Linked DNA regions of Homo sapiens: region 1 is linked to region 2. Evidence: read pairs that join two places in POLR2A ChIA-PET (ENCODE). Cell type or tissue: endothelial cell of umbilical vein. All regions are shown on one strand.

Evidence for each region. Peaks named below come from ENCODE experiments on the same cell type or tissue, not always from the same donor. Only the 100,000 strongest peaks of a DNase experiment are listed, where the experiment ranks them.
Region 1: POLR2A ChIA-PET joins it to region 2 with 6 read pairs; 2 of 35 experiments call an interaction of 5 or more read pairs at or near these places.

Annotation. Positions count from the first base shown.
Region 1 is chr9:25,393,064-25,401,063 of GRCh38, forward strand. No RefSeq gene overlaps it. Among named protein-coding and RNA genes, the nearest start is that of TUSC1, 280 kb to the right of the region's middle. RefSeq lists enhancers at 3,703-4,205, 4,710-5,211. In endothelial cell of umbilical vein, no CTCF peak of the experiment used is centred here; no DNase peak of the experiment used is centred here.
Region 2 is chr9:25,861,326-25,869,325 of GRCh38, forward strand. No RefSeq gene overlaps it. Among named protein-coding and RNA genes, the nearest start is that of LINC01241, 85 kb to the left of the region's middle. RefSeq lists a silencer at 3,286-3,580. In endothelial cell of umbilical vein, no CTCF peak of the experiment used is centred here; a DNase peak (open chromatin) is centred at 3,396; H3K27ac peaks cover 1,542 bases.

The sequences.
Region 1 (8,000 bases), 470 kb before region 2:
CAGAGTCACACATCTGAAACTCAAGCCCTGCTTAAGTCTGACTCCAAAGCCCATACTCTCTTATCTTTTTTTACTGCTTTATATTTTTAGTTACATATTTATGAATTTAGTGACATGTTTATGTATACTTAAAAACTGATTAAGACAGCAGAATCTAAAGCAATTATTAACACATTTATTTTCATTTTAATTTCAAATAAATCATTTGCTATTTGAAGAAAATTATTCTTGAATGACAACAAGTCATGCACCTAACGTTGCCAGATAGAGCCTTCTTAAACAAATGAAAAACAGTTATAAACAGACAAATGCATTTTCACCTTTTTCTCCTTTAGAATTTTCTGTCTAGGAAGGGCAGATAGTCATGTTGAAAATCACACATTCTAAAAGCCAAGGGAATAGTCCTGAAAACACCTGTGAGATAGCAGATACAAATTGAATGAGGCAGAGAAGGGAGGGAATATTAAACAGAAGAAACTGGCCCTATGCTTAACCGCCTAAAATTACCCTAGGTTTTCTTATGCTAAATTCATAACAGATGAAGTTCAAGTGATAAAATTGTGCCAAGTGAGGAATCATAACCTTTCTAATGCTGTGAATCAGGGATTAATTATTACTGGGAATAATCATTAACATTGTCCTGACACCTGGACCCAAAAAAGCCTCTTCTCCAGCAACCCTGCAAAATATGATCCTGTAAGAAAAATGTCCCATTCTGGATCTTAGGTTGGAATTGACTCAGAATAGAATTAGAATATCTAAAAAATGTTCTAATACAATTTTGTTAACCTCTATGACTTTTATACATTCTTTGAGAATAAAAAATATGTGTGAAAAATTTTCTAATTTGAACCATAATATGAAAGGGAAAAGGGAGATAAGTTAAAGAAAAAAATTATATATATAAATTTACGAAAAAAGTCTCCATTTTATTCACTCAATGGATGGCACTTAACATAGCATGAAAACAAGGAAGCAATTTCTGTATACGTCACTGTCTTTATTAGATGTTTCACGTATATGATAATATTCTATTTCAGCTCTGTGAAACAGAACATTTTTTTCTTATTTAGGAATTGAAACTTAAAAAACAAAAACAAAAGTAGCTGTGCTAGATCGTCTTTGATCCACAGTTGGTTGAATCTACAGATGCGGAACCTGTGGATATGGAGAGCCAACGGTGCTCTGAGCACTACAGTAAGCTGTGACCTCAGAACAAAGACCAAATCCAGTCTGTGGCTGTGACACTTCTTGTTAAAACCAATGGAAAGTTGAAGGTGCATGTAATGGATCTTTTAAGTCAGACAATAAGGCTCCTAGGAAATGCAGGAGCATGAGCCCATGGAATCTTGAAGTAGCCAAACTTTCAGTAATTAAGGATAAAGAGAGATGATTTTTAAAAGCATTTTAGAAGCGACTCTGGCACACAGATTTGGCTGGAATCAAATACATGGAAACTCAAAATATTTCAAAAGACCTGTACTGGCAAAGGTGCCACCTGCCTGTAGTAAAAAATATGAGGCACAAAAGAAATTCATTAAGAAGCTGAAGAAGAAATATGGTCAATGACCTTTTCAAAAGTGGTCAGGGAGAGTTATGAAAAGTGGAAATTCCCAGAGTCAAGTCTAGAGCTGCAGAGAACAATAGACTGAGTTGAAATGAGGTCCAATCAAGGAACATTTTCTATCCTCAGAGTAAGGAAAGTGGGCAATATTTGCTCAATCGGATCTCAGAGTTACTAAAGATCAATAATAGCTGTAGGCCTACCCTTCTTTGCACTTGCAATAGAAGTGTTTACTGTGGTTATCCTGTCCCTGTTCCACCATCGTATGTTGAATGTATGAGATAAGAGGGTTGCAGGTAATATATCTTAGCTCTTCTGATTTAGGGGCACAGGATATAGATCTGATCAAGCCTGATGCAATGATAAGATGGGACTCTGGGTATATTTTGGAGAGTAATAGGGTATTTTTCATATGGGGACACAGAGTACCCAAAATGAAGATCATAGCTGTGGCAACCATGAAAATGTCTGTGGGGGCCACAGGCTCTTGGCCTTGTAAAGGTTTTCTAAAAACCACTGACATGAGGCAGATTGATTAATAGGAAAAAAGGCATACAAATTTATTTAACATGTATACACAGGAGACTTCACAATGATCTAACTTCCTTATGAGTTACAGAAACTTATATACCATTTTGAGATTACTGAAAGAATGAGGGCTTAAATTCTGGTAGTACAGGTTATAGGAGGGGGGAAAGAGGCTTGGCTAGCAAAGATGGCCTTGCTATGTAGATGAAGCCTCCCTCAGAAGAAACAGATTGTATTTCTTTTCAGACTTTTAAAGGTACGTGACTCTTACTCTCTCAGATCCTGGGTCATGGCTGAATTAATAGAGATTATCTACAGATGCAGATTTTCCCCACTTAAGACAGCTATGCAAGGCCATTTTTATCAGGACGGCCAAGTAGCAGCCATTTCAAAATACGTCAAACAAATATATTTTGGGGTAAATTATGTTAATTTCCTTCATCTCACCCAAATATCTTAACTGTGGGGAGGGTGAGTGTGATGCTGGATATATGCAGTTATGTCTATGAAGTGACCAGTGATCTGTCTGAAATGGGTGGATAACCTGGGGGTGGTATTTGTCCTCACTGGATAAGCTTCAAGTTATTTAGGGAGTTCCAGTTTAAAATATGTATCTCTTAAAATCATCTATATTTTTAAAACTTTAACTTTTACACACTAAGCAACAGAATACCCAAGAGAGAGAAAGTAAACATTTAAGTATTAATTGTTAATAAATAATTTAAAATATTCTGCTTGCATAACAACATCTTTTAATTAGGTTAAAATTGTATACTGAATCGTAGATCTAAAATAGCATGTCCTTATAAAGATACATTTAATTTTCAATATCAATTGGTATGTTTAAAGAAACTTGCTTTAGAAATCTGAGAACATAAAAATACTTGAGAGAATATTGCAAATATGATCACCACAATTGGCTAATACCTGTAAGAAAAAGGGTACAGATTCTGGAATCTGACATGCCACTTACCACCTCTGTGTCCTGGAAAGTGTATTTAACTTCCCTGAACATCAGAATCATTTTCTGTAAAGTGGAGCTGATATTAAAGCCTTGTACAGTTAGTGTGAAATTAATTGCTATGGTATATGTAAAGTTTTTCTTGAATGGTAAAATCTCAACAATTGAATTTCACGCCTCTCCCCCTATGAATACTCACAGACATGTTTTCTCAATGCATAAGGAATTGTTTATCAGACATGAAATATGAAGTTGGAATTTGTAAATGAATTTGTGGGCTTAGGACAAAAAGCACCCAATTCCATTGATTTATTGTCCAGTCTGTCCTTCACATAGTGCTAGTCAACATATCAGAATTAGTTGTTCTATTTGATGGCTGCCTTTCTCATTCACCATAGTGGCTTGGTAGAATGTTGATTAGCTGTTAGATCAAGGTATAAGAAAATTAGATTAACTTAAATTGGCAAGTAATTTTCAAATAAGTAGGCTTTAAATTCAGTCATAAAGTGTAAGGGTGGAAGCTGGTCTGAATTCGTTAAAACCTTATCTATTGGGTATGTATCCAGATTGCTTTCCTTGAATTTTGTGTGGCCAGTTGCCACATTTAAGTTGGACATGGGGTGAGGAGGGTAGGTGTAATACTGAGCTCATGCAGTGTTATCCAAGAAATGACTAGTAATCTACCCAAAATGAGTTTGTAGCCAAAAATAAAATTCTAACTGACTGATGGACACACCCCTTGGCTAAGGGCATTCCAAAGTTAGCCTGAAAAACTAGCTCAGCCCATGATGGGAAGTGGAGATCAGACAGGCTTCATTATACCCTTCTCCTTTTGGAATTCAGGCACAGCTGATAGCATTAACATTAAAACAAAGGCCTTAAGACTGATAGAACAGACTCTTTAAGTCTGTTAAGTTTACAATCTATTCTCTCTTAAATCTGCTACCTGGAGGCTACATCTGCATGATAAAACCTTGATTTCCACAACCTTTTATCATAACTCAGACATTCCTTTCTATTGATTCCAGGTCTTCAGTTAATAACCAATTGCCAATCAGAAAGTCTTTGAATCCACCTGTGACCTGGAAGCTCCTGCTTCCAGTTGTCCTGCCTTTCTGGACCGAACCAATTTACATCTTACATGTATTGATTAATGTCTTATGTCTCCCTAAAATGTATAAAACCAAGCTGTAGCCCAGCTACCTTGGCCACAGGTTCTCAGAATCTCTGGGGGCTGTATTGCATGCCATTGGTCACTCATAATTGGCTCAGAACAAATGTCTGCAAATATTTTCAGATTTTGACTCTTTTCATCAACAAGTTGATAACTTTGAGATGATGTATTTTCTGTTGGAAGAGCCCTGGGATCCTACCTCGTTCCACTTTCACATTCTCCTTTCTACTGCTCTGTCCTCCCAATCTATTACTCACTATATCTGAGTTTATCTCAACTTAGGCTCTGCCTTCATTGTGTATCAATACCACAACATTTTTTGAGAACTGCTGAGTAAAGACTTGTCTACATGCTATGTAAGCTTATAAGGATGTCTAACCCCTTTGACCCTATGCCATATATATTCTTTCCTTTATCAAGTCATAGATCATATATGAGCAACATTCTTTACAAAATTATTTACTTCCTTCCTTAATTTCCTATAATTGTTCTATCCTTCTCTGCAATTGATGACACACCAAATCCATGCCTCAAGCTAAACCCTGTGCAGGTCCTCATTTTTTTTTTTTTTTTTTTTTTCTGGATGCCTGAGAATAGATTCCAAGCCTTAGGAGTATGTAAATAGCCTGAATATGAGATTTGTCCTAGTCACAATTGTGACAATGGCAGCTTTTGTCTTAAGCACAATAAGAAAGAGAAAAAGAAGTGAGCTTTGGGACTTTAAAACATTGGATTTGAATTGTAACTTTACCTCTACTTTCTCTGATGTTTGAGCAATTCATTTAACCACCCCTAAGCTTCAATTTGTTCTTATTTGTAAAATAGGGACAGAGTTTTTTTTGAGAATTAAGTGAAATAATGTGTATAAGTATTCTAATTATTTTCTTTGCATGAATTATGTAAAATCCCGAGTACTTTCTAGGTGTTTATGGTAAAATCTGCTATGTGAACCAGACCTGCAACCTTTTCTTCCTGGACATTCAGCTGCACTGTAATTTTCATGCAGATTTCCCATGCAGCTGTCCATAAATGGATTTCATTTTCTCAATCACTGAAGGTAGCTATATTGCTAGTGAATTTTTCCCTCAATTTAGAAAACTAGAAATACAAGATGTAAAACAAGTGATGTTAGATTTTATGTAACTGGAAATGAATTTAAGTCAAAGAAGAGCTATGATAATTTCCAAAGCAACTTGGTAGTTACATAGTCACTTGCTTTAATTTTGACATTCTAGATTAATAGAATTAATATTAGATTCCATAAAGGATAGTGTAGAAATCAAATGACTGTAACCTCTATAAAGACATGTTTTTTTAAAAAAACTTATATTTACCAATAAACTAAACAAATGAAGTTGTTGAGAAAATTTCCTACTTTCTAAAAATTTAAAGTTATAAAAAAAGAGAAAGTAAAGTTTGCAACTAAAGATTACATTGTTAAAAAATTTATCTTCTGCCATGTCTTTCACATATTAAAAACTAATTTAATAATTTAATAGTTTTATTTTTTAATTCAATTTAATTTGAATTAAATTTGCATGAAAAGAGTAGTCACTACAGCCATTTAGATGGGAAAAATGGCTTTAATACTCCATATATACACTTGTTTGAAGAGAGTGGAATCTAATTCTAATGCTTAAGATTTGCATATTACAGAAAGAAAAAAGCCTCATTTTAAGGCAGCATTATGATTTTCCATGACAAAAGCTTGAGTATAAGTTTAGATAGATCTGGATTCAAGTTCCAGCTCAACTCTTTAAATCAGCATAAAAATTTGTATAATTTTCCAATATCTTACAGCCTCCTTTTATTACCTATTAAATAAATATAAACAAATTTTAATGAAATCCATATCCTCTCCTGGATAAATGAAACAACAAATGTCTGTGGTATATAGCATGACCAACCTTTATTAGTCACTAAGGAAAATAATATTATCTTTATAGACTCACCTACTTAAAAAAATACTGTATTAAAACCCGAGTGTCTCAGCTTGTTTTCTACTCTGTAACAGAATACTACAGAAATTTATTTAGCTTATAGTTCAAGAGGCTGGGAAGTCCAAGATCGAGGAGCTATATCTGGTGAGGGTCTTCTTTTGGCTTTTAATGTGGCAGAAAGTATCACATGGTGAGAAGTGAGAAAGCATACAAGACAGAGAGAAAAAGGGGACCAAACTTATCCTTTTATTAGGAGCTCACTCTCAAGATAATAAACCCACTTCTGCTATAGCAGCATTCATCCATTCATGACGGTAGAGCTGTCATGACCTAAACACCTGTCAAATGTCCCACATCTTAATACCTTACATTGGCAGTTTAATTTCAACATGAATTTTGGAAGGGACATTCAAACCATAGCACTGACCAAACATGCTGAAGCTTCGTGTGAAAATTTATAAGATATCTTATGAAAATAAGAAACAGAGAGAAATCAGAAATTGACAAAATTTTCATTTGGTTATTCTGAGACGGGCGGATCACAAGGTCAGGAGATCGAGACCATCCTGGCTAACACGGTGAAACCCCATCTCCACTAAAAATACAAAAAATTAGCCGGCCGTGGTGGTGGGTGCCTGTAGTCTCAGCTACTTGGGAGGCTGAGGCGGAGAATGGCGTGAACCCGGGAGGCGGAGCTTGCCGTGAGCCGAGATCGCGCCACTGCACTCTAGCCTGGGCAACAGACACCACAAATAATAAAATCCTATTACATTTTGTTTGAAGGTGATAAAAAAGAAATTGTTTCTGGTGACCTTCTAACTAGAAAGAGATACAATCCTTTTATTAAAAAGGTACTCTGTTTTAGAGAGCAAATATATCAGAACCAGATATTTTTTTCTTTAGTTAGAGCCACAGGAGGGTTCATAGAAAACTACGTAAACGATTGCGTTTAAAATGGTCCATAAATGTCTAGCAAGTAGAAGCTTGTAGTAAATATGTAGGACAGAAGAAAAGTAAAGCCCTGAATTTTGCCCAGAAAACTGATTGAGAGTATTTGAGGAAACAAGGGAAGACCCTCATTGAGCTTAACAAAGAGTTGTCATAAATACACATTTTTTGAATGGCAACATAGATTGCATTTGTTTAGAAACCTATAAAGAAGGAATTAATAGGAGATAGCCAGGCATGGTGCTATAATCCTAGCACTTTGGGAGGCTGAGGAGGGAGGATTGCTTGAACCCAGGAGTTCAAGACAAGCCTGGGCAACATGGTGAGACCCCATCTCTACAAAACACTTAAAAAATAGCCGTGTGTGGTGATGTGTGCCTGTAGTCCCAGCTACTTGGGAGGCTGAGGTGGCAAGATTGTTTGGCCCCATGAGATGGAGGTTGCAGTGAGCAGTGATCACGCCACTGCACTCCAGCCTGGGTGACAGAGTGGGACCATGTCTCCAATAATATATTATCATCATCATCATCATAAGAGAAACCAAGCCCAGTGGAACAGTTTTCCACAGGAAAGAAAAAGGTTTTCATAAGAAAGTTTTAGAGATTTTAGCACAGGATTAAGTAGATGAAAAGTCAAAAAACCAGGGCAACTCCCTAACGCATATGACTATGATGGAAGAAGGGCTTACCTTCATTAGAAAGGGGTCACCAGAAGCACTGGACAGGCAGAATTTAAAACAAAACAAAACTTGCTAGATCTTTGAGTGCCAATCTATTTCAAGGTATTGAAGTACCCATGATGTGTTACAACAATAAAGTTTCTAAACTAAGATTTTGAAAAATCACATATTATTTCAAAGAATACATTTGAGTACAGCCTAATAAT
Region 2 (8,000 bases):
ATGTGGTACAAAATTATATATATAATCATAATATAGTGTCATCTGTGTATAAAATTTCCATAGTTATAATGAGGCAAACACTGAATATTGATTGAGCTATAAATTGTGATACACTTATTTTGGTAGAATTGGCAAAGGGGATGCATGTAAATGTGTATAGGTGCAGTGAAAAATCTAAATTCTGATCCTCTATAGTAGAAAACCAAAAAACAATGGCTAAAATTGAAAATCTAGAAATAGCACTATTGAGCAACACAGACACAACTGGAGGCTATTATCTTAAGTGAAATAACCAAGAAACAGAAAGCCAAATACCATATGTTTTCATTTATAAGTGGGAGTTAAACAATGAGTACACATGGGCGTACAGGGAAGAATAATAGATATTTTAGATTCTAAAATGTGGAAGGGTGAGGAATAAAATGATTATCTATTTGGTACAATATACACTGTTTGGGTGATGGGCACACTAAACGCCCAGACTTCACTATTATGTGAAATTTCATGTAACAGACCTACACTGGTACTCCCTAAATTTACTATAGAAATTAAAAAATAAATGTAAAGAAATAGCACTATCATGATGTTATTTAGCAATATGGGGGAAAATTTTTTTAAAGTTGAAAGTAGATGTCTTTGAAAATGGTATTAGCTTTAATTATTTTTACTATAAACTTTGTAGTATTATCTGACTTAAAAATATAGGTAGGGCGGACACGATGGCTCACGCCTATAATCCCAGCACTTTGGGAGGCCGAGGTGGGTGGATCGCTTGAGCTCAGGAGTTTAGGACCAATCTGGGCAACACGGCAAAACCCCATCTCTACAAAAAAATACAAAAATTGAGCCAGGCATGGTGGCACACACCTGTAGTCCCGGCTTCTCGAGAAGTTGATGTGGGAGGATTGCTTGAGCGTGACAGGCGGAGGTCACGGTGGGCCAAGGTTATGTCACTGAGACCCTGTAACCTCCCCCCCGCAAAAAAAAGTAAAGAAAAGAAAAGAAAGTATATGTGTATATTTATTTGATGAAATGAAAATTTAATTTACATAAATTAAATATAAGTGGTTTTAGAGATATTTTCAGGATGTTTAAAATTATGAGGTCAATGTGTAAACCTTTGCTCATGTTGACTTTTCTTTCCAAATTGGCTTAGCAGCACAATTTTTGTTTTTGCTCTCTCCTCTCTAAGCTCAGGAACCATAGATGTCAAACATTTGAATTCCTACTGATGAGCAAAACTAGATTTCAGAAGAGCATACTAGAAGTAGAAAAGACATTTCGTTTTTTTTTTCCTAGGAAGCAAATGAGATTTTATATCACAAGAACTTTTCCTGTGTATTTTCCTTATAGGTAATGGTGCCTTTATTCAGTCATGTGATTCCTAAACACTGATTGTTCAACAATGTGACTTCCAAATCCATAATCTTTTATTGAATCCAGTGGTTGTTTCAATAAGAATAAATAGTTATATTCCTCAAAAGTTAAGAGGCTTAATTAGCAACAATAGGAAGTATTATAATCCTCCTCTCTTCTGTCAGTTTCATTTAAACAATCAATAGGCAGGTAGAAGGACTAGGGGACAGGAAGGGGAAGGGAAGGGCTATTACTATTTGTTCAGATAGGGAGAGAGAGAAAGAGTCAAAGACAGAGAGTTTTTTGTTTGTTTGTTTGTTTGTTTGTTTTAAATTAGACCTTACAACATCCTAGGATGCCTTAATTTTCTAAGCTGTGCCCAAGGTTGCTTACTGGAAATTAAGGGATCTGAAATTCAAATTGAAATATCTTTCTCCAAAGTCTACATTTTCATCAGCTAGCCAAAACTAAGGACAATTCGGAATCCGTCCCAGGTCTGGCACCTTGCATTTTGTCCCTGCTCATATAGTTGCTAAATATAGCACGGATATTTATGAATTCATTATTCATAAGATTTAGACCCTAACATTCATTTTAATACATAACCTATATCTGTACATTTTTAGAGTACCTAAAGTAGAAATCTAAACAATTTTTGGATGCTTCCTGAAGCATCTCTGTTTCACTTTCTATATTATAGGATTAGCTTGCAGCTCTCTTCCAAAACATGGCATAATTGAAGTTGTATAGTGAGGAAAACTTGGAAATGATCAGGGTTGGGGGAAACACAGAAGGGGTGAACAATTTCTGCCAACATCATAAGAACTCTTTGAAAATCCTTGGCTATTAGCTAAAGAACAAGATTAGACTCATGTCAAACTTCAAAGCTTCTTTCTAACCACCTATTCTAAAAAGCTTTTCTCTAGAAATAAAATAGTTTCCCTTTTCTTCACAAAACAGTGAGAAATATATTTCTGCTTATTTATATATTTTTTAAGATAAAATTCTTTGAGTTTATATGAGAGGATGAATTCTTGTCTTGCCCTTTCTTGTCAAGGATTTTTCAAGGTAATAAAGAAAAATACATGTAAACATTTTCCCAATTTGTGATGAGCAGTCAATAAACAAAAAATGTTAATCATACTAATTTCTTCTCGCTGGCAAAGTGATGCATAAATAATCTATTAACATACATGGGCCATCAGGGTTAAGCTGTTCAAACATTGTTATTGATTTCTTCCATTTCCCCTATGCTCACTTCTTATTCAACCAGTACTATATAACTCCTCTTTTCCATTATATTGTAAAACTTTGCTCCCTTGAGCATCTCTGTGAAGCTCTGCTCTTAAAACATTAATTAAAGGGAGTTGAAGTGTTTGACTAATCAGCAGAGGAGTCTGTAAGGCTCCAATGCTGAATGACAAATGTCAATATCTGCTTTAGGTTTGTTGGATCAACGAGCCAATATGGAGAAACTGATCCATCGTCTTGTCACCAATTCCCATAGCACCCCAGAAACCTGCCAATTAAAAAAAAAGTTGTAATCACAATATATCACTCAGCCACTATTGCAGGAACATGATAAATAGGGACCTTTTTCTTCCTCTCTGTTGAGTATTTGATGTCTTTTTTGAAAATTTATTCCATTTTTTAGGTTGATGCAAACTCAAATCCAAAATGAAAAAGAGCACCTTAAGATATATATTCCTCTATTCTTTTTCCTGAAGCATAAATTAACATTTTATTGAATAGGTATAAATTCTTGTGGACTTTTGAAAAGTGACAGAGATGGTTAAGACAGTAACTTGTATTACTGAGAACTAGCCAATTCAATAGCTCTTTTTCTCTGCAAAGGCAAAGTTTAGAATTTCCTTTGGTGAATATTCACTAAAAAGTGGAAGGTGATATAACACACAAACCCTTTAATATTCCTCATTCCTTAACAGGACAAAGGTACGCTACATAAATCTTTCCAGCCACATTTCCTGCCTCTCTCTTACTCATAACCTTTTCTCTAGCTATTCTAATCTGCAGGAAATCCTCTCAATGTGACAAATATGTCTCTGGGCATGCTTTTTGGATTATGTGGAAGTTTTTCCTGAACATTGGACCATTTGGTCAGCTTCTGCAAGTTCTTCCAGACTTGACTTCAATACTACCTCCCCTTAGACATACCCTTGAAATCCACTCAAAGACTGAGTTAAAGACCCTTTTCTGGGCTGCTTCTCTTAACTTTCATAACACTTGGTCCATGCTCTGTTCAAACCTAGGTGCTTTAATCCTTTTACTGTAAATATGAGATTTTCTCATGTGTTTCCCTTTTAAGGTAGTGAGCTCCTTGAAGGACAGAAAGCATTTCACATGTGCCTTGTATTCCAATCACAAGCATAATGACTGGTACCCAGTATGTACTCAGTTTTGATAATGCATCAAATTATTTTTAAAACTTATATGCTTAAACCTCTGAGCAGCTAGCCATTATCTCAGAATCAAACCCAGCTTCTTATCATCTTTGTTCCCTTGTCCTTCCAGAGGTGAGGAGCCCAGCTCCTCATCTCTAGCTTCCTGTTGATCCAACCTCCCTGTCCTTTATTCTTATTTCTAATTTACCTTCCTTCATCTTCTCCTATGTGACAAGTTTCTATTTATCTGGGGTCATTTGTACATGCTATTGCCTATGCCTTAATATCCTTTATCAATAATGTCAATATCAATAATATTAATATCCTGGCCAACCCATTTTTTTTTTAAAAGATGGGTTCTTGCTATGCTGCCCAGGCTTACCTTGAACTCTTGACTCAACTGATCCTCCTGCCTCAGTCTCTCAAGTAACTGGACTCCAAGTGCATACCACTTCACTTGGATTTAATTTTCTTTTTTTTTTTTAGACGGAGTCTCGCTCTGTGGCCCAGGCTGGAGTGTAGCGGCACCATCTCGGCTCACTGCAAACTCCGCCTCCAGGATTCAGGCCATTCTCCTGCCTTAGCCTCCTGAGTAGCTGGGACTACAGGTGTGCACCACCATGCCCAGCTAATTTGTCATATTTTTAGTAGAGACGGGGTTTAACCACGTTAGCCAGGATGGTCTCGATCTCCTGACCTCATGATCCACCCGCCTCGGCCTCCCAAAGTGCTGGGATTACAGGCATGAGCCACTGTGCCTGGCCTCGGCTTTAATTTTCACTGTGTTTTTTGTTTGTTTTTATAGAGATGAGATCTTGTTATGTTATCCAGGCTAGTCTCAACCTCCTGGTCTCCAGCTATCCTCTTGCCTCTGCTTCCCGAAAAAGCACTGAGATTACAGATAGGAACCAGCATACCTGGCCCTATCTTCATTTTGAAAAGCCATTTCTTTAGGACATATTTTCCTGATACTTTTTCCCAAAACCAAAATTATGACTGAAATTGCCTAATCCAATGACATCTTCATGGCTGTTATCTAACACATAACATTAGTGTATAGATTCATTCCTTTCCAGACTATAAGCTCCATGAGAGGAGTCATGTTTCTTTTATTCACAGTTGAATTTGTGACACTGAGACATCCAGTAAATCTTTGTAAACTGAATAAATAAATCTTGAATATATGAACAAAATTTGATAGCACGAACTAAAGGCTGTAAATGTGAATAGTTACCATTTAAAAATTAAGCTTTTGTAGTAAAATTTATGAAATATGCTTCTAAGGAAGCTATATTCTTTACTGTGTATTCCGTTTGCATTGAGCAACACAACAAGCTTGAAACAAGAGTGCCTTTACTCTTAAAACTCACGTGCCTCAGTTTTTCCCACTCAGGCAATTGGCCTAGCAAGGATCCAGAAACCTGGGGATATTATTAAATTAGAATGAAAATGTGAATAATTATTTCTCCTTAATGCCCCCCACCCCAATAATTGCTTGCACCTGTGATTTTCTAGACACACGTTAGTGCCACACTCTTTTCCTCCACATCCAGGTGAGGAGTAACTGAAGTCACTTCACAAATTTCTCCACACTTTAGAGGCAAAAATGTTGGCACTTGCTGACCAAAGACTGCATAAGTTTTCACATTCTGTGACCTATGTTTTAATCTTAACGTTCATTGTTTTGTTCCACAAAGTAGAAAACAAAATAGAAGAGGAGGAGGTGGAAATCAGTGGTACCAAGCAAAATGTCTGCAAGGCCTGAGACAGCAAATCTTGCCATGTCATACTCTTAGCTATTATCTATAGAGGCTGCGCAATGACTTTCCGCTTTGCTTCTCTTGTTCATGTTCAAAGCCTTTGTTCAGTAAACAGGTGTTGCTGATCTTGGAAGAGGAATAATAGGGGCTGGAGCCTCTAACACAATCATGTAAAACACTGATGATATTTTGGCTTAAAAATAAAGCATCCCCAGTGACAGAGCCTGCTGAAATCAGTAGAATTTATGAACTTACTTATTTATTTGCCTTCTGTCTGAACAAGAATCTTACCATGGAATTAAAATTCAGCAGACAGAAACCCAAGTTGAGAACTACGCTCCAGGTATCGTTTTTAATCTTTTATCTGATTCACAGTGATGAACAAGACAGCATTAAAACTCCTCTAGTCATTTTCTCAAACACTGCAAAGCAACAACAAGGACCATGATTGCTTTTAAGGTAAATCCTCACTAAAATATTCACAGACCAAACAAAGAAAAATAAGCAAACAGAAGGCCAGGAAAATTAAATGCTTTACCTTCTGAACTGTCAGGGTTGGTCTATGTGCTAAAGTGTAGACCAGATTCAGAACAAGTTATTTAATATCTAAATGTCTCCTCAATGCTCTTTTTAGAACTTCTTACAGCTCATCTAAAGTTATTAAAAGGAAATAATAAAATTCCACCATCACTATAATTTCATGAACTGTTATTTGTTGGATTTATGTAAATATGAAGCTCTGTCTTTTAAAAAATTTCATTTTATGTCACATGGAGGTAGTCTTTACAGAAAGCTGCAAATGTAATAAAGATAGTCTCAAGTATTTTTTTAAATAGTAATATATAGCACAGTGGTTTTAAGAGGATATTAAATGCATTTTTAAAATTAAGCATATTTATGAAACTCCTTTTTCTGTTTCCTCATGCAACCATACTCCACTTATTTTGATATATTCCCACCTTTATGAGATCCTTCTTTCATAATTGGGAAAAGATTGATCTGATTCATAGAATCCTTAAAAGTGTTTCTAGTTCATTTTTCTGATCTCTACAAGATGCACACAATTTGTCTATGGCTATAGCTATAGGCTAAAACATTACTACTTGACCTGCAGTTAAATCATCAATCATTATCACTTGCTTAGAAGTATATAGACAGAACATCCTATTCATTGATCTTTCTACTTTTTTTTTTGTGATGAAGTCTCGCTCTGTTGCCAGGCTGGAGTGCAGTAGCGCGATCTCGGCTCACTGCAACCTCTGCCTCCCAAGTTCAAGAAATTCTCCTGCCTCAGCCTCCCAAGTAGCTGTATTTTTAGTACAGACGGGATTTCACCATGTTAGCCAGACTGGTCTCGATCACCTGACCTCGTAATCAGCCCGCCTCGGCCTCCCAAAGTGCTGGGATTACAGGTGTGAGCCACCGCACCCAGATGATCTGTTTACTCTTTTTAGGGGCTTGTATTAGTATCTTCTTGACTGCACAGAATTAGGGCAGTCCCCGTTACATCCTAATTCTTCTCCCTACTCAATATAAAATTCCACCTAATTAGAAGGGAAGCATTACTAATATCCATGAGGTTTTTACACTTTAATCTTTTGATTTAAAATAGACAAACTGAGGCCAAAAAAAAGATATTGAGTTTATATTCCATGACTCATTTCGGTTTTTCACTTTACTTTGTACAATGACAGGTACAATCATAGAAAATGATATTTTTTCATGTTGGGCTCTATTTGAGGTCTGAAAATGGAGTCAACTTTGGTTAATTCTCCATTGATAATTGAAGATTAGTAAAATTCCTTATTTTCCACAAAAAATTAATTAATCTGCCTTCTGCCAAGATGGGGCTGAATTTAGGCAGTAGCAGCCAATTTTAATAGGGTCATATTTTTCTCACTTTTCTTCTGCTGAGAGGCCCCAGAAAAATAATGTATCTTTCTTTCTTTATTTATACTTTTCAGAATCTGATTTATTTATTTTTATTTTCTGTTTCCTTTTTTGTTTATATATTTATTTTTAATTCCAATAGCTTTAGTGATACAAGTGGATCTTGGTTACATGGATGAATTGTACAGTGGTGAAATCTGGGCTTTTAATGTACTCATTCCCCATTAGGGTACATTGTACTCGAGAGGTAGTAGTTCACTCACCTCAAACCCTCCTCCTTTCTGAGTCTTCACGTTCATTAGACCACTCTGTATGGCTTTGTATTAGGCTTTTCTCATGCTGCTATAAAGACATACCTGGGACTGGGTGTTTTGTGAAGAAAAGAGGTTTAATTGATTCACAGGCTGTGCAGGAAGCATGGCTGGGGAGGCCTTAGGAAACTGACAATTATAGCAGAAGGTGAAGGGGAAGCAGGCATATCTTTAACATGGATGGCAGGAGAGTGAAGGATGAAGTACTACACAATTTCTAATAGCCAGATTTCATGAGAACTCTATCACAAGAACAGCAAGGACGAAGTCTGCCACTATGA